5 separate regions of the Mus musculus genome follow, and all the other regions are linked to region 1. A link is a loop called in an ENCODE intact Hi-C map of the cell type or tissue named here. Cell type or tissue: heart. All regions are shown on one strand.

Evidence for each region. Hi-C counts contacts between places; a loop is a spot of excess contacts. Peaks named below come from ENCODE experiments on the same cell type or tissue, not always from the same donor. Only the 100,000 strongest peaks of a DNase experiment are listed, where the experiment ranks them.
Region 2: it touches region 1 in a loop (2.1-fold over the local background); 4 of 42 quality-filtered maps call a loop at or near these places.
Region 3: it touches region 1 in a loop (7-fold over the local background); 4 of 42 quality-filtered maps call a loop at or near these places.
Region 4: a loop joins it to region 1, with 3 times the contacts of the local background. A loop is called at or near these places in 15 of 42 quality-filtered maps.
Region 5: a loop joins it to region 1, with 2.6 times the contacts of the local background. A loop is called at or near these places in 13 of 42 quality-filtered maps.

Annotation. Positions count from the first base shown.
Region 1 is chr5:88,561,991-88,566,990 of GRCm38, forward strand. It overlaps Rufy3 (RUN and FYVE domain containing 3), which reads left to right and starts at 3,050. Exons shown (of 18, transcript NM_001289774.1): 1 at 3,050-3,486. The coding sequence starts at 3,159. Gm42107 (predicted gene, 42107) reads right to left here and starts at 3,568. Exons shown (of 2, transcript NR_168902.1): 1 at 2,784-3,568; 2 at 1,450-1,639. In heart, CTCF peaks have their summits at 2,878 (motif pointing left) and 3,806; DNase peaks (open chromatin) are centred at 2,931, 3,311 and 3,751; H3K4me3 peaks cover 3,064 bases; H3K27ac peaks cover 2,517 bases.
Region 2 is chr5:88,625,303-88,630,302 of GRCm38, forward strand. Rufy3 (RUN and FYVE domain containing 3) reads left to right here. Exons shown (of 18, transcript NM_001289774.1): 6 at 1,919-1,980; 7 at 2,723-2,788. Among named protein-coding and RNA genes, the nearest start is that of Grsf1, 48 kb to the right of the region's middle. In heart, no CTCF peak of the experiment used is centred here; no DNase peak of the experiment used is centred here.
Region 3 is chr5:88,718,953-88,723,952 of GRCm38, forward strand. It overlaps Mob1b (MOB kinase activator 1B), which reads left to right and starts at 1,919. Exons shown (of 6, transcript NM_026735.2): 1 at 1,919-2,169. The coding sequence starts at 2,156. In heart, no CTCF peak of the experiment used is centred here; DNase peaks (open chromatin) are centred at 1,879 and 2,789; H3K4me3 peaks cover 4,252 bases; H3K27ac peaks cover 4,297 bases.
Region 4 is chr5:88,760,790-88,765,789 of GRCm38, forward strand. Dck (deoxycytidine kinase) reads left to right here and starts at 4,224. Exons shown (of 7, transcript NM_007832.4): 1 at 4,224-4,557. The coding sequence starts at 4,467. In heart, a CTCF peak has its summit at 1,995 (motif pointing left); a DNase peak (open chromatin) is centred at 4,242; H3K4me3 peaks cover 1,461 bases; H3K27ac peaks cover 1,622 bases.
Region 5 is chr5:88,673,938-88,678,937 of GRCm38, forward strand. It overlaps Grsf1 (G-rich RNA sequence binding factor 1), which reads right to left and starts at 2,234. Exons shown (of 10, transcript NM_178700.5): 1 at 1,821-2,234. The coding sequence starts at 2,174. In heart, no CTCF peak of the experiment used is centred here; DNase peaks (open chromatin) are centred at 1,644 and 2,284; H3K4me3 peaks cover 2,702 bases; H3K27ac peaks cover 1,855 bases.

The sequences.
Region 1 (5,000 bases):
CCTTGCCTATACATTTAAAGAGGCTCATATTTCAGCTGATCCCTTGTATTCATTACACTGTCATTTAATTAGCAGTAGCAAAACACAGAGCTGCTATGAAAAGCAGAGAAGCATAAAAAACAATTCAACGCGGGAATACACAGATTGTCAAGCTATGATAACTAGGCTTAGCAAAGAGAACCCTGGCATTTAAGCTAGAAGGGATTTCTTTTCTTTCTTTGTAGAGGGGGTAATAAACAACACATTTCTCACAGGGCTGTCACCTGCCATTTGCTCACTCAGGAGATGAGGCTAGATGCTTTTAGACTTGAGTTTCGTGACTTCCCTTGTCGATTACCTGTCTTCCTAACTATGATTTGTGGAAATTCTGTTCCTCTTCTTGAGACTTGCATATTTCTTTGTCTGCTTGCTTCCTTATGACAGGAGCTCCTTGTGTAGTTAAAGTTGGTCTCAGTCCATCATGATCCCCCCCACCCGTTTCAGTCTTCCAAGTGCCAAAATCCCAGCTATACACTATCATCTCTGACCCCGACCTGCAGCTGAAAGACTGCAAAGCACCTCTAGGATGTGATCTGACAAGAATAAAGAGTTTCTTAAAGAGTTTCTAGATGAAAAAAAAAAAAAAAAAGTAAGAAACCCAGCCGGGAGGTGGTGGCACACGCCTTTAATCCCAGCACTCGGGAGGCAGAGGCAGGTGGATTTCTGAGTTCGAGGCCAGCCTGGTCTACAAAGTGAGTTCCAGGACAGCCAGGGCTATACAGAGAAACCCTGTCTCGAAAAAAACCAAAAACAACAACAAAACAAAACAAAAAAAAAAAAAAAAAAAAAAAAGAAACCCAACTAAAGCATAAGCATTGGTTTTTCCTATTTAATAGGATTTTCAATTCCTAGGAGGCAAGATTCTTTATCAAGATTCTCACACTAGGCTCAGCAGTTAAGAGCACTGACTGTTCTTCCAAAGGTCCTGAGTTCAATTTCCAGCAACCACATGGTGGCTCACAACCATCTATAATAGGATCTGATGCCCTCTGCTGGTGTGTCTGAAGACAGCTACAATGTACTCATATACATAAATAAATCTTTAAAAAAAAAAAAAAGATTCTCACGCCTCAAAAGATTCAAATGAGCTGGGTTATACTGGTGCATGCTTGTAATCCCAGCATTCAAAGGCTCCCAGATCAGGAGGATACTCACCTCTCACCCCCAACCTTCTTAAACAACAACAACAACAACAACAAGGGGCTGGAGAGATGGATCGTCACTTCTTGTGCTCTTGCAGGGGATTCGAGTTCCCAGCTCAGAACTGCCTGTAACCACAGCTCCAGGATATCTGACACTGTCTTCTGGCCTCCCGGGCACAGGGCATATACACAAACAGCCACAGGCATGTGGGTAAATTAAGTAGATAAATAATACATCTTAAAAATAAAACTCAACAAACTCCCAAGATGACCAAAGATATGATGGAAACTCTCATTCCATGCTTTTATTTGATTAAAAAAAAAAAAAGTTACATCTTAGATAGGCTTGACCCACCTCTGTGATTGGAGCAGTCTGCAGGTGGGCAGATCTCTGTGAGTTTAGGTTCAGCCTGATCGCAGTGAACGCCAGGTCAGCAGCCTGGCCTGCATGGTGAGACCTGTCTCAAAACAAACATCGTTTTGTCAAAGCGATGACAAGTAGATAGGAACTAGTCAATCTTGTTAGACCATGCTGTAGAGGGTTTACTTAGGTTTCTAATTTTAACTTTTACAAAATCTCTATGAATAATTTTACACAAGAGGACAAATAACTTAGGCAGGTCTAATAAGATCAACGGGTCAAGGAAATACCAGAAACTGAAAGCTACTAGTTAATTTTCTAAGGGTGTTTAAAGTTAGCTTCCTTTTCAAATATTCCTTGTTTTAAAAACCTCAAGACTGGCATTAAAGAACTCCCGTGATGATTTCTAGTAGCAATTCAGCAATTTACGGAGAATAAGAAATATATTTTCTTTCTGAAAGTTTCACTTTCTCTACGGAGTTAAGGCTTAGAGAAGATGGAAGCTAGTGTACAAAACGTCCAGACAGTAATTTCTATTTGATTCCATAGGAGTCTGCGACTCAAAGCTATCCTATCTCAAAGTGCAATCCACCCCAGAGGAGTGTCAGCAGTGCATCTAGCCTGTAAATACCACCTCTTGGAAGCCAAGGCAGGAATTTCAAAGCCAGCTTAGCCTGGGCTTCAAGTGAGCCCACCTACCCCCTCGATTAAAACAAAAAACTGGGAATTTTCTTTTTTTTGGGGGGGGGGGCGGGTTTACTTTGCGCACGTACCGATTCAAATATATGAAATAAAATACGGATGGCTAATTTACTAACAAAAGACAAATACTACGAAAGGGAAAACTATCAACCTGTAATCGGCAAGTGTCCTATAAAGTTTGAAGTAGCTGGTTTAACCCACCCACACGCACCTGCCGTTCTGGAAATCTGGAGAACAAAGTAAGAGCAAACACAACGGTTTCTAAATCGACCTCATGAACATGGAACAAAAACCGGTGGGAAGACTATTGTCTCCTCTAGTTTATCCTATTTAAAGTTCCTGAATCAAAACCGTGAGCCAACCCGTTGAAGGTCTAGTGTGTAAACAGCAAACCGTAGTTTAATACTTAGGGGGTGGGGGTGGGGTCTTTAAAAAAAAATACGAGCATTGGCCTTTTCCGCCCAGATCTTTGCGCCTCTCTCTCCGGTGACCCGCGAAGTTGGCGGTTACACACAGACAACGCCGCTCGGTTCAAGCACCTGGCCAGCAGGGTCCAGCCGGGTAGCAGAGGACCAGGCCAGGCTCACTCTGGGCCCCGTGATCCGGAGGGATCGGCGCTCCGGAGCCCAGCGGAAGGTGCGCGGAGGACGAGCAGGACGCTGCCCCCTAGGGGCGCCGAGCCGCGGCGGGGGGCGGCGAGCGAGGCGGGGCGGAGGCCGGAGGCGGTGCTGGGCAGGCCGCGCCGTCGGGGCGGGGCGGTCCTCAGCTGGCCGGGCCCCGGCGGGGCGGGCGGAACGCGGAGCCCAGGCGGCGGCGAACGGCGGACGGTGGCGGCGCGGGCACGGCGGGGCATCCGATCCTCGCCGTGAGCCTCGGGCCTGGCGAGGCGGCTGCACTGCGAAGCCGCAAGCGAGATGGCAGAGTCGCCGGCGCCCGGCGCGGCTGCTGAAAGTTGCGGCGAAGAGCAGGAGAGGGGCGGGGAGCGGCGCCCCTCCGAGCCGCTGGAACCGCGCGGTGCTAGCGCCCGCGGCGCGGACCGGGAGGACGAGGCGGGGCCCTCGGAGCCGGACTCGCCGGTGGCCGCCCCCTTCTTCCTCCTCTACCCGGGCGATGGAGGCGCGGGCTTCACAGCGCGCCCGCCACCGCAGCGCGCCTGGAGGACCCCGCCGTCGCCCGGCTCCCCGCTGCCCTTCCTGCTGCTGAGCTACCCGAGCGGCGGCAGCGGCGGCGGAGGCAAGCACCGTGAGTGTTGGGCACGGGGACCGGGACGGGGACGCGGTGGCCGGCCGAGCAAGACGGGCTCAGTGGAGCTCCGCCTCTCGCCGGGTTTCGGAGCCGCGCGGGCCGGGGGTGGGGTCCGCGCGCGGGGGCGGAGGCGGCGGCGTGCCCCTCGGCGGTGTCCACCCCTCGGTCGCCCCAGGCCGCGGCCCCGCCAGCTCGCTCCCCCTCGGCTTCCACGTGCTGGGGCCGCGGCGTCCCCTGGCGCCGGCCGGCGGCGCCGCGCACTGGCGCCCTTCCCGGAGGAACCGCGGAGCTGGCGTCCGGGACCGGCTGACGCGCCCCCACCGGTTCCCAGCCGCGGTGGCCAAGTAGGTGTGGCTGCCGCGCCGCCGCCCTGCGGCCTCGGCCGAGCCAGGGGGATTTCTTTGAGCGTCCCCCCAAACCCATGAGGGAAAGCGGTGACCCTCACCCCCCACCCCCACCCAAGTAAGAAAAGAAATGGTCCCGAGGTACGCGAGAGGAAGGAAAGGGAAAGTGTGGCTTAGAAAGGGCACCTCCCAGTGTTGTGTCTTTTGTCAGAGAGACGCTTCCACGCCTTAAAGCCTTGGCCACACTCTAACCCTCCCCAAAATCAGCGAACCCCCATTGGTGCTGTTTTAGGCAACAAATGTTTATTGCTGTTGGCCTTGAGTGGGTCTGTGAGTGTATGTAATGACAGGACTGGAGTGTCAGAGATGGTTTAAAAAAGATAAGACCTTAGTTAAAATTATGAAAAGACCTCTGACAACTCAAAGGATGCTGTAAATGCCAAATACCGTGCTATAGGTAGGAATTCTGAAAAGGGAGGGAAAGTTCCCCGGGGGTAAGTGAGGCTCCCCTCCCTCCTTATTTTTAAAGCTCCCTGATGCAGATCTTGGTTTGACAGCTCTCTGCTGCCAAGAAACTGACTTGGCTTTTTCTGCCTCCCCATCCAACCCTGTGGAAAAGATAAACATTTGTTGAATGTCTCCTGTGTGCGAGCACCGCGATTACCAACGCTATCAAGTCTCTGTGAGCAAAACAGACAACCTCCTTTTCAGCTGAGGAAGCCGAAGATTAGACTAATTACATGATTTGTTTTCAGTAACAGTTTTATGAAGCAAGCATGACCCAGATTCCTTGTCTTCCATGACTGAGCTCTTTAATCAAACATCCGAGATCCAAACTGATCAGATGGTGTGTGTCGGGTTAGCAGGAAGGAAGTTCGGGATTCAGCTAGGGAAAGGCCAGTGTTAGCTCTCTTCTTACCTAAAACGTGGTCCTAGGCAGATCTGCTTGAATCTTGCAAAAATAACATTTCCTCTGAGTTGTGTGCTCTAATCTCCAGATAGGAGAGTTCTGATAGGCGTTCTTTTGTACAGCAGAGGTAAAGATAAGCAAATTCTCCACGATGAATAATTTTCATTTCAAAGGAATCACCTCTTTTGTTCCTTTTCTATTTCTATGAATTCTTATTATAACCACATCACTACAGAAGGAAGGAGGTGCTTTTTAAA
Region 2 (5,000 bases), 63 kb after region 1:
TGCCAGTGCCTGGCAAATACAGAAGTGGATGCTCACAGTCATCTATTGGATGGAACAAGGGGCCCCTAATGAAGGAGCTAGAGAAAATACCCAAGGTGCTAAAGGGGTCAGCAACCCTATAGGAGGAACAGTATGAACTAACCAGTACTCCCCAGAGCTGTGTCTCTAGTTGCATATATAGCAGAGGATGGCCTAGTTGTCCATCAGTGGGAGGAGAGACTCTTGGTCTTGCGAAGATCACATGCCCCAGTGCAGGGGAATACCAGGGCCAGGAAGCGGGAATGAGTGGGTTAGGGAGCAGAGTGGGGGGAGGGTATAGGGGGCTTTTGGGATAGCATTTGAAATGTAAATGAAGAAAATATCTAATAAAAAAAAGAAATAAGATGTGTAATAAAGTGGCCTATTTGAAAAACTGAAGATGTCCTTTAGTTGAAACAGACACCAGAATGTCAGCAGTGGCCATTTGTGGGGTTATGCTAAGAATGCGGGGAGCTTAAATTGCTTTTGTTTCTCTGATTCAGTAAAACACACAAAGGAATTAGGTTTTGGATTGTAATATAACTTTGTATTATGCTTTTGAGATTAAAGTATAATTACATCATTTCCCCTTCCCTTCCCTCCCCTGAACCTTCCAACAATCCTGTCCTTGATCTCTTTCAAATTTCATACCTCCCCTTTTTAAATTGTTGTTACATTTATATCTGTATATGTGTATATGTATATGTATATATGTACATATGTATATGTGTATATGTATATGTGTATCTGTATATGTGTACATAGGTATAAATGCCCCTAAACATAACCTGCTCGGTCTGTTCGGTGTTATCAGTATGTGAGTTTTCAGGGCTGAGCTTTAGGTCCGCATGATGAGCAGTGTGCTCTTCTCTGGACATTCATGTCGCCTTTTCAGGAACCTTTAGATGCCCGTAGTTGTCTGTGTGCAGCCGGCTGGGCCTGCTGGGCTTTCTCCTCCACTTTGACTTGCCTTTGTGGCTGTCCTTACTCAGCTCGGGTTTAGGCCATTGTGTAGGTGAGACTTATGGGTGTAGCTTCTGACTAAAAATTGCTTAACTATAAAACTAAATAAGAGACCACAAATGGGGACCAGACATGCTGACAGAGATGGAGGAGGGCAGAGATGGCATGAGACAGGAAAGTGCAGAGAAGCTTAAGGGAGAAAAGCAAGAGCAAGGGTTGAACAAGGACACTCGCTGAAGAGAAGGCAGGGACACCCGTTGCTTTGCAAGCTGGGAGAAGTTATTATTTTTTGTTTGTTTGTTCTTTGTTTTTTTTTTGTTTTTCGAGACAGGGTTTCTCTGTGTAGCCCTGGCTGTCCTGGAACTCACTCTGTAGACCAGGCTGGCCTCGAACTCAGAAATCCGCCTGCCTCTGCCTCCCCAGTGCTGGGATTAAAGGCGTGCGCCACCATCGTCTGGCGAGAAATTATTTAAAAAAAAAAAAAAAAAAAAACTTCTGTAACTAAATTTTAAAAGTTTTTATAGAAGAAAATAAAAAGTTTGTAGCAGAATTGCCGATAAAGAAAATTTAAACTTTTTTCTTTATGCAAAGGATTCTGTTAACTGTCATGAATTGTCTTCGCTTTCTTTTACTTTTGTTACTTTTGATGGCCGTGGTGTGTGTGTGTGTGTGTGTGTGTGTGTGTGTGTGTGCATGTGTGTGTGGCGAGCATGGAAGTGACAGCTTAGCTCCTACCTGCTAGTGAATGCTCTGCTGGTGAGCAGCACCCTCAACCACTTACCTTGACTCTTCTCATTTCTCCCTTACCATTATAGTCATAATAAAGTGTTAAATGTTCATTACAAACTTCAGGTGATTATCGTGGTTATAATTCTTTTTGTGCCTAGAAAGCAGCAGAACCAAATTTTGTATTAACTTCTGAAAATTCTCTCTGTAGGTTGGAGTTATAGATTTTTCGATGTATCTCAAAGATGGAAACAGTAGTAAAGGTAGTGAAGGGTATGTATAAAAAATTAAATTTCTTTTGTCTCTGATGTAACATATGCGTCCATGGGTAGTTTACAACAATATTGCCTTAGCACATTTGGCAGAAGAATATTTGATTATATAGCTTTAATGAAGTCGCGACAAAATGCCTGCTTTGGGCCTACAGTTAGAAGGATTTCTAGGTGAATGCTTTTCTTGCTAGGTATTCTGGGGGCAGAGGTGATAAAGATATAAAATCAGTCCAATTCTCCATATTGTTTTGCTCTTCTGAGATATAGACTCATATCATAGTCCATATTGTCCTAGGGCTCACTGTGTAGATGAAGCTGGTCTTGAACCCGAGGCTTTCCTGCAGCCTCTACTCCTCAGCAGTAGAATCCGAAGGTGTGAAGTCACCACGTCCAGCCAGTTCTCCATAGCTTGACGTAGGTCTTGAAACTCTAGACAGACTGGGTGTTGCTGTGCCACACCCATGTCCTACCCTGGCAGGCTGAACCTGGGAGATAAGAAATGCTCCAAAAGAAACAAGCCAGGGGTGATTGTTCATGCCTGTAATCCTACCATTCAAGAGGCAGACACAGGCAGGTCTCTGAGTTCCCATCCAACCAGGGCTGTGTAGCAAGAGTCTGTCATAAGAACAGGGATGCTGTCTTGGTATTCCTATTTCCTGCTTTATGGATGCTGGGGTGAGGGATGGGGTCTCGGTATTCCTGTCTTCCATCTTACCTGTTTCCTCCATCATTGTTTCCTCCAGGGATGGACAGATTACTGCGATCCTAGACCAGAAGAACTATGTAGAAGAACTCAACAGACATCTGAAGTAAAGAACGAATAAAGTTGTTTTATTGGGGGTTTATTGACAGAGAAAGGAAACATAAAACATAAAAGTACTAAGGACCGGTGGAGTCAGTATTCACCAAATACATGGAGCGTTCCTGTTTACCAGTCCAAGCTAATTCGTGGGAGGCAATAAGGGGTCATCAGGAGATTGTAACCAGAGATTAAATCAGATATTCAGTTAAGGATTACAGAACATATGATATGTATGCTTCATCGTAGCCATGGATTAAGCCACCTTCTGCATTCCTAGTGGTGGGTAAAGCATCCACTATTTTAATCCCTTACCCATGTTTGTGCGCTTGCGTCTCTCACTTCCACACTGATTGACATATTACCTTTCACTCCCACAGGTATTTCAAACTTGCCAGGATCAGTTTGATATTCTTGTGTTAAAATCGGCTTAATAATTTTAGAAGAATTATTAACATAGTGATTAATTATTATCTTGTTTGTAGCTTATAGAACTTTCGTAAGTTCTGTTATGAAAGCCATTCCCCACCACTACCACCCTTCTCTCTCTTGAGACAGGCTTTTACCATGTGGCCCTTGACTGGCCTGGAACTTTCAGCTGGCTTTGATCTCATGGGGATCTACTTGCCTCTACCTCTAAGTCCAGGGATTAAGGGTGTGAGCCACCGCACTCAGCATAAATCTATTCTTAAATGACCTATAATCAGTTTCAAGTTCCTGTATGCACAGAGGCAGAGTACAGTATGCTTTGCAGATCTTTGGTCACATTGATAAAGTAATATTCAGATGGCCTGGGGACTGGAGAGATGGCTCTGCAGTTTTGAGCTCTGACTGCCCTTCCAAAGGACCCAGGTTCAATTCCCCCTACCCAAATGAGGACGCACAACCATCTGTAGCTCAAGTCCCAGAGGCTCTGATGCCGTCTTCTTGCTTCTGTGGGCACAAGCACACACATGGTACACAGACATACATACAACAGAATACCCATGCACGTTACAAAAAAATAAAACCTCAGAAGGAAACTCAGGCACAGTTTATTAGAACTTAAGGGAAAACGCCAGGCAGGCAAGCCACGGGTGATAACAGCTGCCAAGGAGCTGAGGAGGGGAAAATCCCATCTGTATGTACACAAGGAAAAGATACATCCCAGTGGGAAAGGAAAAGGCCCGGTAACCTGAGCCTGGGTGCAAAAGCCGTCAATGCTCTGCCCTGGCGGGCAGGGGCAGGGAAGACGTATTTACTTCAGTTGCCGGAGTTCTCCTCATGGTCTACTAATTGGGCTCTAGGTAGCCTGGCTGTGAGGGTGTGTCTAAGATGGAAAGGCAGTAACCAGCTGTATGTGTTTATGGTCAGTTTGCCGCCTTCTACCCGAATCGCAGGGCCGGGAAGGAATGCCTGCACCAGCTATTACAGTCAGTTTGCCTTTGACTTGTGACTTGGGGCTAATTTAAAGCCAAACCTGTGCCCTCGGTGTCTCTGTAACCTCGCAGTCGCAGTTTGTTACTTCTAGATCTGTCTCGACTGCCTGGATGACCGGGAAGGCAAACACTTGAGAATGAGTTGGGAGCAGCTTGGGGGTTTTCCACAATAGTGCTTGGTAGTGGCATCCTTTATATTTTTTTATTTATGTATTTATTTTTGATTTTCTACCATGCTATAATGACTGATGTCTTTCGTCTCAGAGGAAGCTAGCATATTGACATTCATACTTCAGATGGTACCTACAGAAAGGATGGTGACAAAGGACCCTTTTATTTCCTTTCTTCATTCCTAGCAACCTTTCACAGTATCAATGTAAATTTTGAGTAGTCTTAGTTCCAGCTAGCAAATTCAAGAACAATTTTAAGTCAATTTTCTCTGGGGAATCAAGAAGTAAACATGGCCGTAAAACTCTGTGACGACATCAGCCAAGCTAAGTTGTGGTGATATTTGACACTCCAGTACGAGCTCTACTCTTCTTACCTTTCTGTGTCTGTCTCCATGTGAGTTACAGACACCTGACTAATGCTGTTGAGACAGGTTAACAACAGAGTGCAGTGAGACACCGCAGGAGTAACTGCTGTATGCATAGGCTGTGATGTCTCGGGTCGCTAGGGAGAGCTTAGAACGCATCATATCACACTCACTCGGTGATTTCACAGAACAAGTACTGAGTACAGCCTCCCATGCCGAGGACACAGCATCGAAGGGCACAGTTCTTTGTATGCTGTCTGAGAGCAAAC
Region 3 (5,000 bases), 160 kb after region 1:
CATGCCTTCAATCCCAGCATGCAGAGGCAGAGGGGCAGAGGGACAGTGGGGCAGAGGCAGAGGCAGGCAGATCTCTGAGTACAAGCCTGGCCTGGTCTATAGAACAAGGTCTAGGACAGCCAAGGCTAAATAGAGAAACCTTGTCTCAAAAAACAAAAACAAAACAAAACAAAACAAAACAAAAAACCCAACCAAACAAAAACCCCAAAAAACCAAACAAACCACAAACCAATCAAAAGATTTTAAAATATCAAAAGCTTTACTATACTGTTTCTCTGAGCCAGTGTCTGGAAATACAGTCTCAGGCCGGTCTTAAACTAATTCTCCTGTCTCGGTAGCCTTCTTTTCTAAGCACACAGCCATGTCTGGCTGCCAGAACTACAGTTAAGAGTGGGTGAGACTGGGGCTCTGACTTGCTCCTTCAACTACTCTTCCTCAAATAGTTTCTAACCTGGTGAGGTAAATCTCGCCTTTGGAAGACCTTTATGGAATTATATATGGTATAGTAAGTAGTATTATATCAAGATTTGAATATAAGGCTTTTACATCACCAACTTACTGTTTTTTTATCATAGTAAATCCTTTTGCTGTCTGTTTTATTTTTTTTATTTTTGATTTTTTTAGACAGCAGCTCACTATGTTATTTCTGGTTGGCTTGGAATTCCATATGTAAATCAGGCTGGCCTTAGACTCACACAGATCTGCCTACCTCTGCCTTCCCAGTTCTGGGCTTAAAGGCTTTTGAAGCTGTCTTTTCACGTTATTATTTGCTGTTCCTGAGATAATAGAAGGTTCGGGTTTCTTGCATTTAGGTTTTTAAAACCATTTAGCCAACGCGGCTGACTACTGGTGTAGAAATGAAATCGGATAAATTGAATATTTGCATCACTTTCAGGAATCCTCTGTCTTTTGGAACGCTAAGCTCAAGTTGGGCTACTATCTGCACACTGTTCCACTTAAATTCCTCGATTCAGCATCAGGTGCGAGTAAAGAATACCACTGTCTCCTATGGTAAAAACAAACAAACAAACAAACAAACACACAAACAAACAACTTCCTGTGCTGTCTTGGCTTACTCCAAACTTGTGATCCTTTTGCCTCCATCTCTGAGGTATAGCGATTCAGGCAAGCACCACCACGCACTATCTATTTATTTAATTTGTGTGGAAATGAGAGGACAACTTGTGGGAACTGGTTCTCTTTACCGCGTGGGTTCCAGGCGATCAGGCTTGGTGGCAAGTTCCTTTACTGGCTGAATCATCTCAGGAGCCATCAAACAGTCTTTAAACATAAAGCTTTGCCCTCAGCCTCTTAAGCAGGTGAGAACTAAAGTTCCTTCGAGCGCCTGGCTGAATAATTCCCAGCGTTTTGGGCATCAGTTCTTCGAAGGGACTCCACAACTAGTTAATCCGTATGGCCATGGATAACCAGCGTCCCTGCCTCAGGGAATCTGGTCCTCAGCTCTCCTGGGCTCCCTCCGTTTCCCTAGACAGCTAGCTTGTTCAAATAAAGATCTTACCTCCTAAAACATTTATTTCCCTTTCCCAAAATTCCATCTCCCCCCAAGTCGTTACAAGCAGAAAAACTTTTTTTTTTTTTTTTTAAGTGCGGGCGGCGTAGAGGGACTGGGGATGTGGCTCTCAGTTCGTGGGGTGCTTGCCTAAATCAGAGCACAGAAAGCGAGTCCAAGGCCTTCCGCTGTCCTCTCTGATGGCGACTCCCTCCCTATCCATGAGACCCAGGCGTCCTGGAACGGAGGTCCACTTCCCCGCTGGGCTCCGAACCCCCCAGGTCACGTGCTCGGGCAAGCTCTCAGCTGGACTGTGCGGGAGGCAGAGGTGACCCGAAGGTAATCCTAATGTGGGCGGGGCGCCAGAGCTCGCTCTCGCGAGACTTCGGCGCGGGAGCGCGGGGCTGCGAGGAGGACGCGGCGGGCGGTGCTTCCTCGGCCGCTCTGCTTCCAGTCCGGTGAGCCTGCCGAGTCCTGGCCTTCCACTTCCGCCCCTCAGCCGGCCGCGGCAAGTAGCGAAGCCGGAGAAGTCGCGGCCGCTCCGCCGCCGGCGCGCGTCCTTCCCCCTCCGCCACCTTTTCTCTGATTCAAGCCCGCCGCCCCAGGCTTCGCTCAGCCGAGCCCGCAGCCCACGCCGCGGCCGACATGAGCTTCTTGTTGTAAGTAGTCCAGTAGCGCCGGCTTTGTTCCGCCGCCCCCTGGGCCCCGGGCTCCAGAGGCCCCGACCTCGGGGTGCTGGCCGGCCCTGCCTCCTCGTCCTCCGGGTGCTCTCGGGGCCCTGCCTCCTCGTCCTCCTGGTGCTGCCCGGCCCTTGCCTCCCCATCTTCCTGGTGCTGTCGGGGAGCCTTGCCTCTCCATCCTCCTGGTGTTGCCGGTCCCTGCCTTCTAGTCTTCCGTACTGCCTGGCTCTGCCTCCCCGTCCTCCTGGTGCTGCCCGGCTCTGCCTCCCCGTCCTCCTGGTGCTGCCCGGCTCTGCCTCCCCGTCCTCCTAGTGCTGCCCGGCTCTGCCTCCCCGTCCTCCTGGTGCTGCCCGACCCAGCCTCCCCGTCCTCCTGGTGCTGCCCGGCTCTGCCTCCCCGTCCTCCTGGTGCTGCCCGGCTCTGCCTCTCCGTCCTCCTGGTGCTGCCCGGCCCTGCTTCCCCGTCCTCCTGCTATTGCCGAGCCCCGCCTCTCCGTCCTCCGAGTGCTGCCCGGCCCTGCTTCCCTGTCCTCCGTGTGCTGCCCGGCCCTGCCTCCCGGTCCTCTTGGTGCTGCCCAGCCCTTCCTCCCCGTCCTCCTGCTATTGCCGGGCCCTGCTTCTGCGTCCTCCGGGTGCTGCCCGGCCCTGTTTCCCCGTCCTCCGTGTGCTGCCCGGCTCTGCCTCCCGGTCCTCCTGGTGCTGCCCGGTCCTTCCTCCCCGTCCTCCGGGTGCTGTCTGGGAGCCCTGCCTCCCTGTCCTCCTTGTGTTGCCCGTCCCTGCCTTCTAGTCCTCGGTGCTGCCCGGCTCTGCTTCCCTGTCTTGGAGCTGCCCTTCCCCGTCTCCCCTTCCTCCTGGTGCTTGCTCTCAGGGCCGTGCCTCCTTGTCCTCCTGGTGCTGTCGGACCCTGCCTTTCCATCCTCCTGGTGCTGTCAGAGGGCGGGGGTGGGGGGAACACTGCTCCCTACCCTCATGTTCTGTTGGGGTGCCCTGCCTCCCTGTCCACTTGGTGCTGTCGGGGTGGGGTTGGGGGTGCTGGCTGCTTCTCAGGTCCCAGTGTGCTACCTGGGTCATGGACCCCAGTGTCTATTTCTGCATTTCTCTACCTGGCTCCATCTTCGCTTGCCTGCCTGCTTGTCTCCACCTCTGTCTCTTGTCCTTTTGTCTCTTTCTCTTGATAGAGATATGTGTGTTTGCAAGCTCACCTCCCACTCGTGTGTGCATGTGTGTACTTCCATGCTTACCTCCCACCCCACTCTCCTGACTGTCATCCAACACTTGCCAGGTCTCCCGGCTCAGTGCCAGCTGCCCGTTGCTGTTTTCTGAGTCCCAAGCCTGGAAGATGGATTGTTCTTATCTGACTACTCAGACCCCTTTTACATCTTTGTTAGGTCTTAGGGTTGAGAAAGGGAGAGAGCCAAGTTCCATAGAGGGGATTTCAAAACAGGGTTGCTTGAGGGTCTGGGGACTCTAGCACCCTGCTTCTTGCAGTGCTTTCTTGATTTGTAGAGGTTGTATTTTTTCATTCACCTTCCAGATAGGATGTGGGTATTGTTCTCAGGGTTGATTTAGGTCCACTGGGCTGTAGTTCTCCAGTCGTCTGCTAAGACCAACTTCAGTGTTACATTTAGTGCTGGGTGTTATTTTACTCCCCGTGTATTTCAGACCAGTTTGAGGTGAGGGTGGGGATCAGAGCACAAAAGTAAGACAGAAAGGGCTTGGAGCTTCAGGTCCTTGAGGTTACACTGAAGAGGAACTCTTTTGAAAGCTTTCTCAGAGTCACCCAGGTGCTCAGAATTCTAATTTAAAACCAAAATAAAAACAAACCCTTCAGCGTTGTAATCTACCTCATAAATGCTCTTTTATTGTTGTGGAGCAAACAGAATTTAGCCATTTTTTTCTGTTCAGATTCTCTTTCCCCACCCCCATAGTTTCAGTCACTACATTGGTAGCACCCCTATTTCCACATGCTCATAGCTAGGGTACCATTTCTTTTTAGGGTGTTGGGGCAAAGCTGAACACGATGAAAAGCCCTGGACACATTTTTCTCCTAGGCACAGGGTCTGGCTTGTGTCAGCCTGCCTAATACCTTGAACTCAATAGTAAATTTATTCTAGGGCTGATCCTGAGTTTGCCAGTACTAGAGGAGAGAAACCCAGTGGCTTCTACAGTAAGCTGTCTGTCTCACAGTTCACCTTTAATCAGCATACCCAAGCAACTCTCATGCTGAATGTAATTTGACATTGCTTTCATTCTGTTCTCAAGAAGATAAAAGCTGTAAAATAGCAGTGTGGATGGATGCAGCTGACAGGCTTGTGTCTTTTGGAACTCATAAGCTAACATGGTTGAAGTATAGGAGGGCCATACTTGGCTGACTTGGTGATTGGAAAGGGGCTAGTGCTGCTCCCTGAATACACATGTAATAGAGTCCTGTTTTTATGTGACTCAGTATTAGGTGAGGCATGTGGTAGATGAGTTCATTTTTTAACTGATGAATGTTAGTTATATATTGCTATAACTAATGTGATCATCTAGAGAGTTTGTATTATTTGAGAAACAATTTTTCTAGCAAGGTCACAAATAGAAAGCTTTTTCAGGTAGGGATTGCCCTTAACATACCCTCAACAGGTTTTGCCTATCAGTTTTAACAATCAAAAATGTTAATCTGGAGGAAGTCAGGCATGGTGGCACACAATTTTAATCCCAGCGTTTAAGAGGCAGATTCAGGTGGATCTCTGTGAGTTCAAGGTCAGTCATGGCTAATACTGAGACTGTCTAAAAAAGAAACAAAATTTAATCTGGCAATTTTTTAAA
Region 4 (5,000 bases), 200 kb after region 1:
TTCTGAATGCAAATGGTTTGAAATTTTAAGGCTTTCCTAAGTAGTTATTCTAAGAGAATTCATTTTGAAGGTATAAGACTGCTCTCTGTCTATCACTCATAGTATGATAATTTGTATTCTGATAAAAGAAAAAATGCAAATTAAAATATTGGGCCACCTTGTATGTGTGGTACAAACTCCTCCTCTCCCCCTTCACTCCCTCCTTTCTCTTTTGAGTATCGTGCTGCATAGTAGAAAGCTTTGCGATAAAATCTCAGACAACCAGGAAGCGAAATCACTGGCCTTTAAGATTTGTGTTTTCCCACTCATGTCTGTGTCATGTGCACATACATACCTGCTCACAGGCACTCAAGGCTGAGTTTACAGTTCACCATTGTTAGAGATTCATACAGGTTTTTGTTTGTTTGTTTGACAGTTTCTTTGTCACCAGAGCTGCAGTTATTAGTGACATAATGTGACAATTTCTTAATTTCTCCTTCATAATTATTCCTTTATGGAATTTCTTCTACTTTTGCACAAATTTGAGTTTTAGTTTTGATTTTGAAATAATTGTATAAGTTGTAAAATAGGTTAGTGTATTTTCGTTTAAGAACACTCTCCTCCTTAAATTGTCCTGCAGAAATGACTATATTTTAGGGAAAATAGTTTTTTACAGCTATTAAACTGTATTTGTTATTTTTGTATATGCATAACCAGGGTGGTGAGATCACTAATATTTTAGGAAATACCTTTGTTATATTTGATTTTTTTCTATACATTTAAGTTATTACTTAAAATTATTGGTAGAAATAATGTTGTGAAGACAGCATATAAGGAATACTTAACGTCAGAATAGAAATCATTTCTGAAGATAGAAATCAGAAATGCTGCAGGTGCCAGGTAATGGGAGCAGCAGGGCAGCATTCTCACTGTGCAACTGCTTAAGACATGCACGGAGACAAGAGTCCGCAGTCACGGGGGACAGGTTCTCTAGTAAGATAGTTAGATGGGCAAAAATATCTAAAATATGAAATGCAACGTAGGCGCCATATTGTAAGTTGTGCCAAGATTATGCAAATTAGTTATTGATCAAAGTTGTTTCACTGTTGTTATTTTAAAGGAAACACTGAATGTCAGAAAATCTGTAATATGTTTTATTTGATAGATGTAAATAATGTATACAGTCTTATGTGGCAGAATGGGAGGTATTTACATTTTAGGTTTTTTTTCTTTAGAAGAAAATGTTTATAAGGAAAAAAACCCTAATAAATACTTTTGTTTGGCCATGAATCCTGCCTTCGCATTAGTTTATTTTTACTGTAGGTAGTTTTACAATGAAAACATTTCAAAGAAAAGTAAAGGTATTTAGAACAAATTGATCATTTCAAAATTTGTTAGGCAGCACTTTCAGTAATTCTTACAACACTGGTAGTTACCATCTATGTACCACACATACTAAAATTCAGAAATTGTAGAAGTCATTGGCTCTCAGACTTGAAGGTTCTTATATGCCTGCAGTTAAAACTAATGTTTTCTTTAGTGTGTACTATTGCAGTGAGAGAAAAAAAAAATGACAGCAAAATAATGTAATATTTATGGACCTTTCAACTGAACTAAGAAATGATCCATTTTATCTTTATTATAAATCATTAAATAATATTAGTAACATTAGAATAATATACCCTAAGATCTGAAGTTATAAAAGGAAATGTATATTCCAGAGTATTATTAAAGTATTATTTGGAGAATTTTATGTTACAGGAATTGTGCTTAGATCTTAAGGTTGAAATATTTTGAATAGTGGCTATTGTCAATCATAATGGACCACTGCCACACTACTCAGGAAGACATTTATGTGTGTGCAGGTCCACTTGTGTTAATAGACACAGAAGGGGGGCTGGAGAGATGGCTCAGTGGGTAAGAACACTAACTGCTCTTCAGAAGGTCCTGAGTTCAAATCCCAGTAGCCACATGGTGGCCACAACCATCTGTAATGAGATCTGACGCCCTCTTCTGGTGTGTCTGAAGACAGCTACAGTATACTCACATTTAAAAAAAAAAAAAAAAAGACACAGAAGCCAGGAGCCAAGCTGGAGCCCGACATGCGTGGGAGTGTGCGCACGTGCACACACACTCACACAGAGTTTTATGTGTATATGTGTGTGCCTGAGTGTACATATATGCACTGTGTGCATGCAGGAGCCTGTGGAGGTCAGAAGTGGCATTGGTCCTCTTGGAACTGGAGTTACAGGTGATTGTGAGCTGTTATATGGAAGCTGGCAATTGATCCTGGGTCCTCTACAAGGGCAGTCAGTGCTCTTAATCCCTGAGCCATCACTCCAGTGTCTTAATTGAAAGTATATTTTTTCATATAATATATTCTGATTATGGATTCCCTTCCCCAACTCCTTCCAGATCCTGTCTTTCCGCCCTACCCATATCCAGAGTCTTACTATCATCAGCATACAAGCAACATCTGCAAATAGTAATGAAATAAGAGAAAATTAAAAACAATCAGAGTAGGCTGAAGCCAACAAACTACTAGGAGAAAACCAAAGAAAAGGCACAAGAAACACAGACAGACAGAGACATACATTAGCACACAGAGAAATTCCGTAAAAACGACACTGGAAGTAGTAAGATAAATAAGAAGGACCAGTAAGGGGGAAAATGTATAATGACAAAACTAATACCCAGACAAAACATTAAGTTCTGGAGCCAGGGATCTCTAGAACTGCCACTGAGTTGGTTTTGTGTTGGCCATCTATGCTGCTGGGCATGGCATCTCTCCTTAAGAGTGGTTTGTATTCCCAGTGAGAGTATGTTAGGGAAAACTAATTTTTTCATTTACAAGCAGTTTTCAATTGGAATAACTTCTGGGCTAGGGTCAGAGCCATGTGTCCACTTTTTCAGCTCTAGGACCCCAACTGGCTTAGCTTTATGCAGGGAACATGCATGCTGCCTCACTGTGAATTCATGTGTGTGTTGGTCATGGTGGGTTTAGAAGGCCTTGTGTCCTTGGTGTCCTCCATTGCCTCTGACTCCTAGACTTTCCCCATCGTTTTCCATAAGGTTCCCAGAGCCCTGAGGAGAGGGCTTTGGTGGAGACATCCCATTTAAAGCAGAGTATGCCAAGGTCTCCCTCTCTGCACTTTATGCCTTTGTGGGTTTGGTTCTGCAGAAAGAAGCATCTCTGATGCTGGCTACAAGAGATACTGACCTATAGGATATCACTAGGTATCATTTTATTGTTCAGTTATTGTAGCAGAACAGTATTTGGATTGCCACCTGAGCAGTGTCAGATATGTGTTACATCTCATGGAGTGGGCCTTAAATCCAGCCAGTCCAACAACTCACTTTAATACCTGCTCCTTTTTTTGTAGAAGTCGTCATTTCTCCGCTGCTAGGTCCATTTTTAGGACATATTTTAGGTCAAATGATAGTTACACGCTAAAAAAAAAATAAGTTCCTTTGTTTTTGTAGATAATTTGAATCTGACTTCCAGATGGGTAATCTTTTTACCAGGTCTATACCCTGATTAAATAGCACCTCTCTCTAGCTCAACCTAGCAGAATGCTGTGTGTGTGTGTGTGTGTGCAGAGTACATCTCTATGTATAAACATGTGTATATGACTTTAAACATTAATTACATGTTAGGCCATGGACATGCAATGTTAAGTCATAGCCATGCTGCTGAGAAACATACCTAGTGTTAGGTAACTTTATAAACAGCACGGTGTAGCATGCAAATTAAAGTGGAGACCTTGGGTGTTATGATGCCAGTTTCCAGTCTCACTTCTGGTCCCAGACTTTAAACCAGTAGCCACTCCCTCCCTTCCTTTCATTCTAGGCACTATCCTGTATGGTGGATGGTACTAGATCGCTGGTTAACGAAATAACTCTTAAGACAGTGACGGACAGCTACACGTTTTCTGTGAGAGACACCTACTGAGGCTCTTAGTTTGAAATTACTAGTTCTTACTTTTCTTCCCGGAAAAGTTCAAACCACGAAGCCTGACAGGATCCCAAAGGGCTGGTCCAGAAAAGCCTGACCCTACTCTTCCCTAGGCGCTTCGCTCAAGCTCCGCCCCTGCCCTCGAATGAGCTCATTGCGCAAGGCCCGCCCCCCGCCCTCCCACTGCTCATCCCGCAGGCCCCGCCCCCTCCGGCTCACAGCTCGTCGCGCACGGTCAGTCGCCCGGCTCTCTCAGGGTTCTCCTCACAAGCCCCGCCCCCTACCCTGCGCTCCTGGGACGCCCGGCCCGCCCGGAGGAACCACAGACATGCAGATCCCGCGAGGGCGAGGCGTATAGGGTGGGAGTCGGGGCCGTCAGGGCGGGTTCTCCACGGTCTGCCCAATCGCCTGCGCCTCCGCGCGCCAAAGTCAAAGTGCGGGTCCCGCCGGCGCGAGATTGACGCTGCAACCCGGAGCCGCCCGTGCCGCCGTGTCCCTGCAGGTTCCGCACCCGAGCCGTCTGGAGCTAGGCATGGCCACCCCACCTAAGAGGTTCTGCCCTTCTCCCTCGACCAGCTCCGAGGGGACCCGCATCAAGAAGATCTCCATCGAGGGGAACATCGGTAAGGTGTCCCCGGTGCGGTGCTGTGCTGGTGCCCCAGGATCCTTCCCTGCTGCCCTGCTCGCGCCGGCGCGGTGGCTCGTCTGGCCCGGCGCCAGCGGGGGCTTTGTGAGGCGCGCTCTGGACCAGTGTGCACCCTTTGTTGGGAACTGTTTTTTCTTGAGATGTAACTTAGGTATGCGAACCCCTTTTTAGGTGTGCTCTTCAGGTAGGCTTCACTGACTTGCGGTTTTACCGCAAAATTGAGACCGTTTTCATCATTTACATCCCCAGTTCCCTTTGCGCTTCTTTGTAGTCAGCTCTTTCTCCCTTCCCATCCCCTTACAAGCCCTGACCTGCTTCTGTTTTAATCCCTGCCAGTTTTGTTTTCCCATGATGTCCTAAACAAAACCAGAGTGTCTTGTTTTCTGTGTCTTGCTTAGTATACTAGAGTGCCTTTAAAAC
Region 5 (5,000 bases), 110 kb after region 1:
TATTTCAGAGGTGAGAAGCACACTTCTCCACCCTCTGGTTTTGTTTCGTTTGAAAAGTGTTCGCCCATGTGGCCTAGGCTACCCCAAATGCACCACCATCCTGCCACAGTCTCCCAAGTGCTGGCTACCAGGCTAGCTATACCAGGATGGCTTTGGTTTACGTTTATATTTTATATCCTAAGGTGATATACAAGTACATTCCAGTGGTAGTACTACCACTAAGGGCAGGGCTACTTTCCAAACCCTGGGAGTAAGAGTACTTTCATTAAAAGCCATACAATGACAAATTATACCGCTTAATTGAAAATCACCCCATACACAAAACACAACCTCAAACCATCATCTCAAAGCACTGATTATCTGGAACAAGGCAAGATACAGAACAAGATGCCTTAAGTGTTATAATAAAAATACAAAATCCTGTAAATTAAAAAAATAGAAAACTACAGGGGAAAAAAAGAATAAAGATGGGAGATATAAAAGATAGGACATTACAATTTGGGAGGGGAGGGGAAGTGTTAGCATGTGAAAAACAGCAAACACATTTGCCCAAACTGGACAGTAAAATGAAGAGCCAAAGGCAAAAGGCACAGCAGCTGGCTATTTTGTGTTGGGCTCTATGAAGGGATACTTCACTTTGTAGGCAAAGGAAGTTAATAAAAAGGCATTGGGACATGGGTAAACGCCTTGAAAAGACTAATGTAAGAGAAAGTGGATAAGGGAAAAAAACAGAAAAGGCAACAGCAGAGACAGGCGCGGCAGGGGGCTCAAACTGCTACTTTCTGTTTCCCCAGAATTCCATAAACATCTTTACAAAATAAATAAGTAAATAAATAAATAAATAGTGCAGCAGAAAGTATTGGGCCGGGATTCAAATCAATTAGCTCAGCTACTGGCAGACATCAGCCATGCAGATGAACCACCCAGATATCACTAATTCAAGCAGACGCAAAACTAAATTAAGATAAACATGGCCAGTGGCGTTACCAGGTTAGGTAGACACTTCCCAGATGCCACATAAACCGCAAAAGAGAAATGTCCCACATATACAGAGGACCAAATATTTGCAATATGAATTCTTACAATGTCTTTCTGAAAAGACGGGAAACAAGGGAAAAGATCGTGGAGTGACAACCGAAGCCCCCAAGTCCTCACCCACGGACGCCCCCGCCCCACACACACACGTTCTCTCCCAGTTTCCCACGGTCTCCCCACAGCTCTCCGCGTCCGCAGAGCCCCGCTGCACCAAAGGTCCTTCTGTCAAGGCGAGTGGACTTGCAGAGGTGACCTTCAGTCAGGTGGACCGCCCGCCTCTCCCCGCGGACAAGGGAGAGGGACGCGCGGGGGCTGTCCCAGGCTAGCCCACGCTCCCGTGCGCGCGGGGCTGCGCGTCGGTGGCCGGCCGAGGAGGCCCGAGCCGCCCGGCCTACCGCTCCCACCGCACGCACGGCCGGCCCCGACCCTCCGCGGGCTCTGGCCGCTCAGCTTCACCTCCAGCGGGCATAAGGCTAGGGGGGAGTCGGGGTGGGGGGCGTCGGCGGCGCCCCCAAAACCTACCATGGGCCCGGCGGGAAACAAGGCCTCTACATTCACCCCAGCCACACTTACACTGCCCAACCGCCCAGACTCGGAGGGAACAAAACAAGAAGAGCCGGGGCCGTGAGAGCGTCCCTTGTTCCCGTGCCCAATAGGAGGACGGAGCGGGAGGGAGGCGGGGGTGCGGTGCGTGCCGCGGATCCCCGGGCGCGCACGCGGGGCGCTCGCGGACAGACCGACGCGGGCGCGCGGCCGCCGAGGGTCCCGCGCGCGGCGCCACGTACCTGACTGTAACCCCGCGCCGGGCCCGCGGCGGCTGCCAGCGATCGCGGAAACAGCGGGGCGCGCAGGGCCGAGTAGGACGCGGCGGCGGCCGCGGCGGCGGAGGGACGGGCAGGGATGGGACCCGCCAGCCTCCCGGCGGCCGCAGGCCCGAGCTGCAGGCCCCGCGTCTGCGAAGCGGCGGCCGCGGCGGCCCCGAGGAGTAGCAGCAGGCGGCGGCGGCCAGAGACGCCCGACGGGAAGGTGCCGGCGGCGGAGTAGAAAGGCAGGCAGGCGGCGCCGGTCCGCCGGCAGCTGCTGCAGTTGCAGCCGCAGCCCCGGAGCAACGCGCCTAGCACCCAGCGCGTCCCGGCCATCGGCTCCGGAGGCGGCGCGGGGCCTGGAGGTGGCCGCTGTGGCGCGAGCGGAGGGGAAGTGGAATCCAGGGCGGGGGAGGGGGCACCGGGCACATGCGCCGCGCGCACCCGGGGCTGAGACGAGGCTCGGAGGCGGAGGTGAGCGAGCGGCCCCGCCCAGGCTCCGCCCTCGGGGCGGGGCTTTCCCGCCGGTAAGGGTGTGGGTGGGGTGACCTGAGCGCCTCCAGAGTGGAAGTTGTCCCAGGCTCTCCTGCTCAGGTTAGAGCTGAGGTCTGCGGGTCACCGAGGCCCGGCGAAGTTTCCGGAAGGAATGGGTTACCTAGCTCTAAAACGTTTTGGGACGACGCTGAGGGGGCGTTGATACCCCAACCTCAAAATTCGTGCAGAAGGCCAACTTTGTTTTGAACGGAAGCACTGATTTTATAGTATATGTGAGATATGTATATAATATTTATCATATATTATATAAAATAAAGCCTTCCTTAGACAATATAGTCACAAGTGAAGGTGTAGAGATTTGCAAATAAATACATGAGTGGTTGTGCAGTTTTCTCCTATGTGGCAAGGACCTGTCAAAGGTAAAAAAATAAAAATAAAAAACTAAAGACAAATGGGAGTTCTTAGAGTAAAAATATGAAGGAGAGGCTGATTGGTTGTGGCGGGGGTGGGGTTAGGAGGCATCTCTGTGACTGGGTAGTGTAGTTCCGTGGCAGGGTAATCGCTTAGATCACCCCAACCTCCTCGTGGGGGTGAGGAGACCAATATAGGGCTCTCTATCGTGGAAAATCTTAACATATTTCAAAGTTTTTGAAATTCAATTCTTGTTCAACTTCCAGAAGTAAAGAAACCGCCTACATTTTCCACTGTTTCACCTTTATCCCAGTGCCAGCTCTAAAACTTTTTTTTTTAAGTTAACTATGTAATGGCAGTCATCCTATGGTATTCATCTTAAAACAATACGGACTTTTTTATTATTAGTTTAATGTATTAATATATGGGTGTGGCCACGGAGACCAGACAAGGGCATCGGATCCCCTGGCCCTGGAGTTAGAGACAGCAGTGAGCCATCATGCAGGTGGTGGGAGTTGAACCTGGGTCCTCTGAAAGAGCAGCCAGCACTCTAGACCCATAAGCCATCTCTCCAGCCCCAGTACAGACTTTTGAAAGGTTACGTTCTGATAAGTTACCTTTGAGACATTTAAGATGGTTGGGCTTAAACTTTGGCTTGTTTACTCTGGACTCCTTTTAGATTTAAGAAAACCAGGTATTTCACAAATGAAAACATATTTCTGTCCAAGAAGGAAAGAATAGAAAACCTGACCGGCTTGTTCCTTTTATACCCGAGATGTGTAGAAGAGGTTCTTCCTCTTTTCTTCGGTGAGACACAAACCCTAAAGCAGTGGCTGGCAACCTTCCGAATGCTACATCTTTACAACAGCTCATCTTGTGGTGCGCCCCCCCCCCAACCATAAAAGTATTTTCATTGCTACTTCATAATTGCAATTTTGCTGCTGTTGTGAATTGTAAATATCTGTCTTTTTTCCATGGTCTTAGTTGGCACCTGAGGAGCAGATCTCAACCCACAGGTTGAGAACCTCTGCCCTAGAGGTTTTTCTTTTCCTGTCAGGCTGGGGACCAGAGATGCCTCCCGAACCCTCCGTAAGACGTTTTCCACTGAGCTATACATTCCCAGCCTGGTTCTATTAAACGTTTCTCTTTTGTATTGCATCTGTGTGTTTATCGTGGGTCCCCAGGCCCACAGTGCTGTGGCAAGTGCTCTGTCCCTCCTTCCATGTGGATCTCAGGCTTGGCAGTAAGTGCTTTACCCACTCAGTCATCTCAACAGACCCTACGCTTTGCTTTCAGGAGAGAAAATGGGCTATCCCTTCGTTGCTGATTATCCCAGAACACAAACTTGTAGAATTATTGCAGATTCTGCTCCTATTACATTCCCTTGCTGCTTGTGTGTGTGCTGTGGAGGCCAGAGGTCCACATCAGATGTCTTCCTCCGTCACTCTCTACCTTGTTTTTGGACAGTCATCACTGAACCCGGAGCTCACTCTTTCCACGGACCCGCCTGTCCAGAGACACTCCCCAGAGTCCCTCTACCTCCTCAGCACTGAGTTTAGAGATACAGACTGATGCACCAGGCTTTAAAAAAAAAAAATAGTTGCAGCAACCATTCAAAATGTATAAATCAAAATACTAAAACCCTAAATTACTAAAATACATAGACAGGTTTGTATACTGCTTGTAAGGGTTTTGTTTTGTTTTGTACCCCTGGGTGTTTTGGAACTCATTGTGTAGACCAGACTAGTATCCAACTCACAAGAAATCCCCTGCCTCTGCATCCTAATTGAAGGCATGGGCCACCACACCCAGCCTACCTTTTAGCATTTAATCAGTAATAAAACCAAGGATCCAAATAGAAAGCCTTTTCGCTTAGAGGAAGTTGGGAGGATTATAAAGGAAAGAAGCTGGAGATTTATTTCTTTGTCCGACAGCCAGCCAGGTGCAGTGCCATGTGTGCCTCATATGTTCAGAGCTTTCCCCGGGTGAACTACAGAGACATGGGCTTAGCACTAGATTTCAGAGAAAATAACAAGTTCTGTAAATTGAAACTAATAGAGTTTCGGAACACCAGACTTTAAAAATTGATTGTAGCACATGCTTTTAATCCCAGCACTCAGGCAGAAGCAGGAGTTGAAGGCCAGCCTGGACTACGTACCAGTTGGAGACCAACAGAGTCTGAGCAAATACTGTCTCAAAAAACAAACAAAAATGCATACGTTTTAAAACTCCACTGTAACCGGCCCTGGGCGCGCA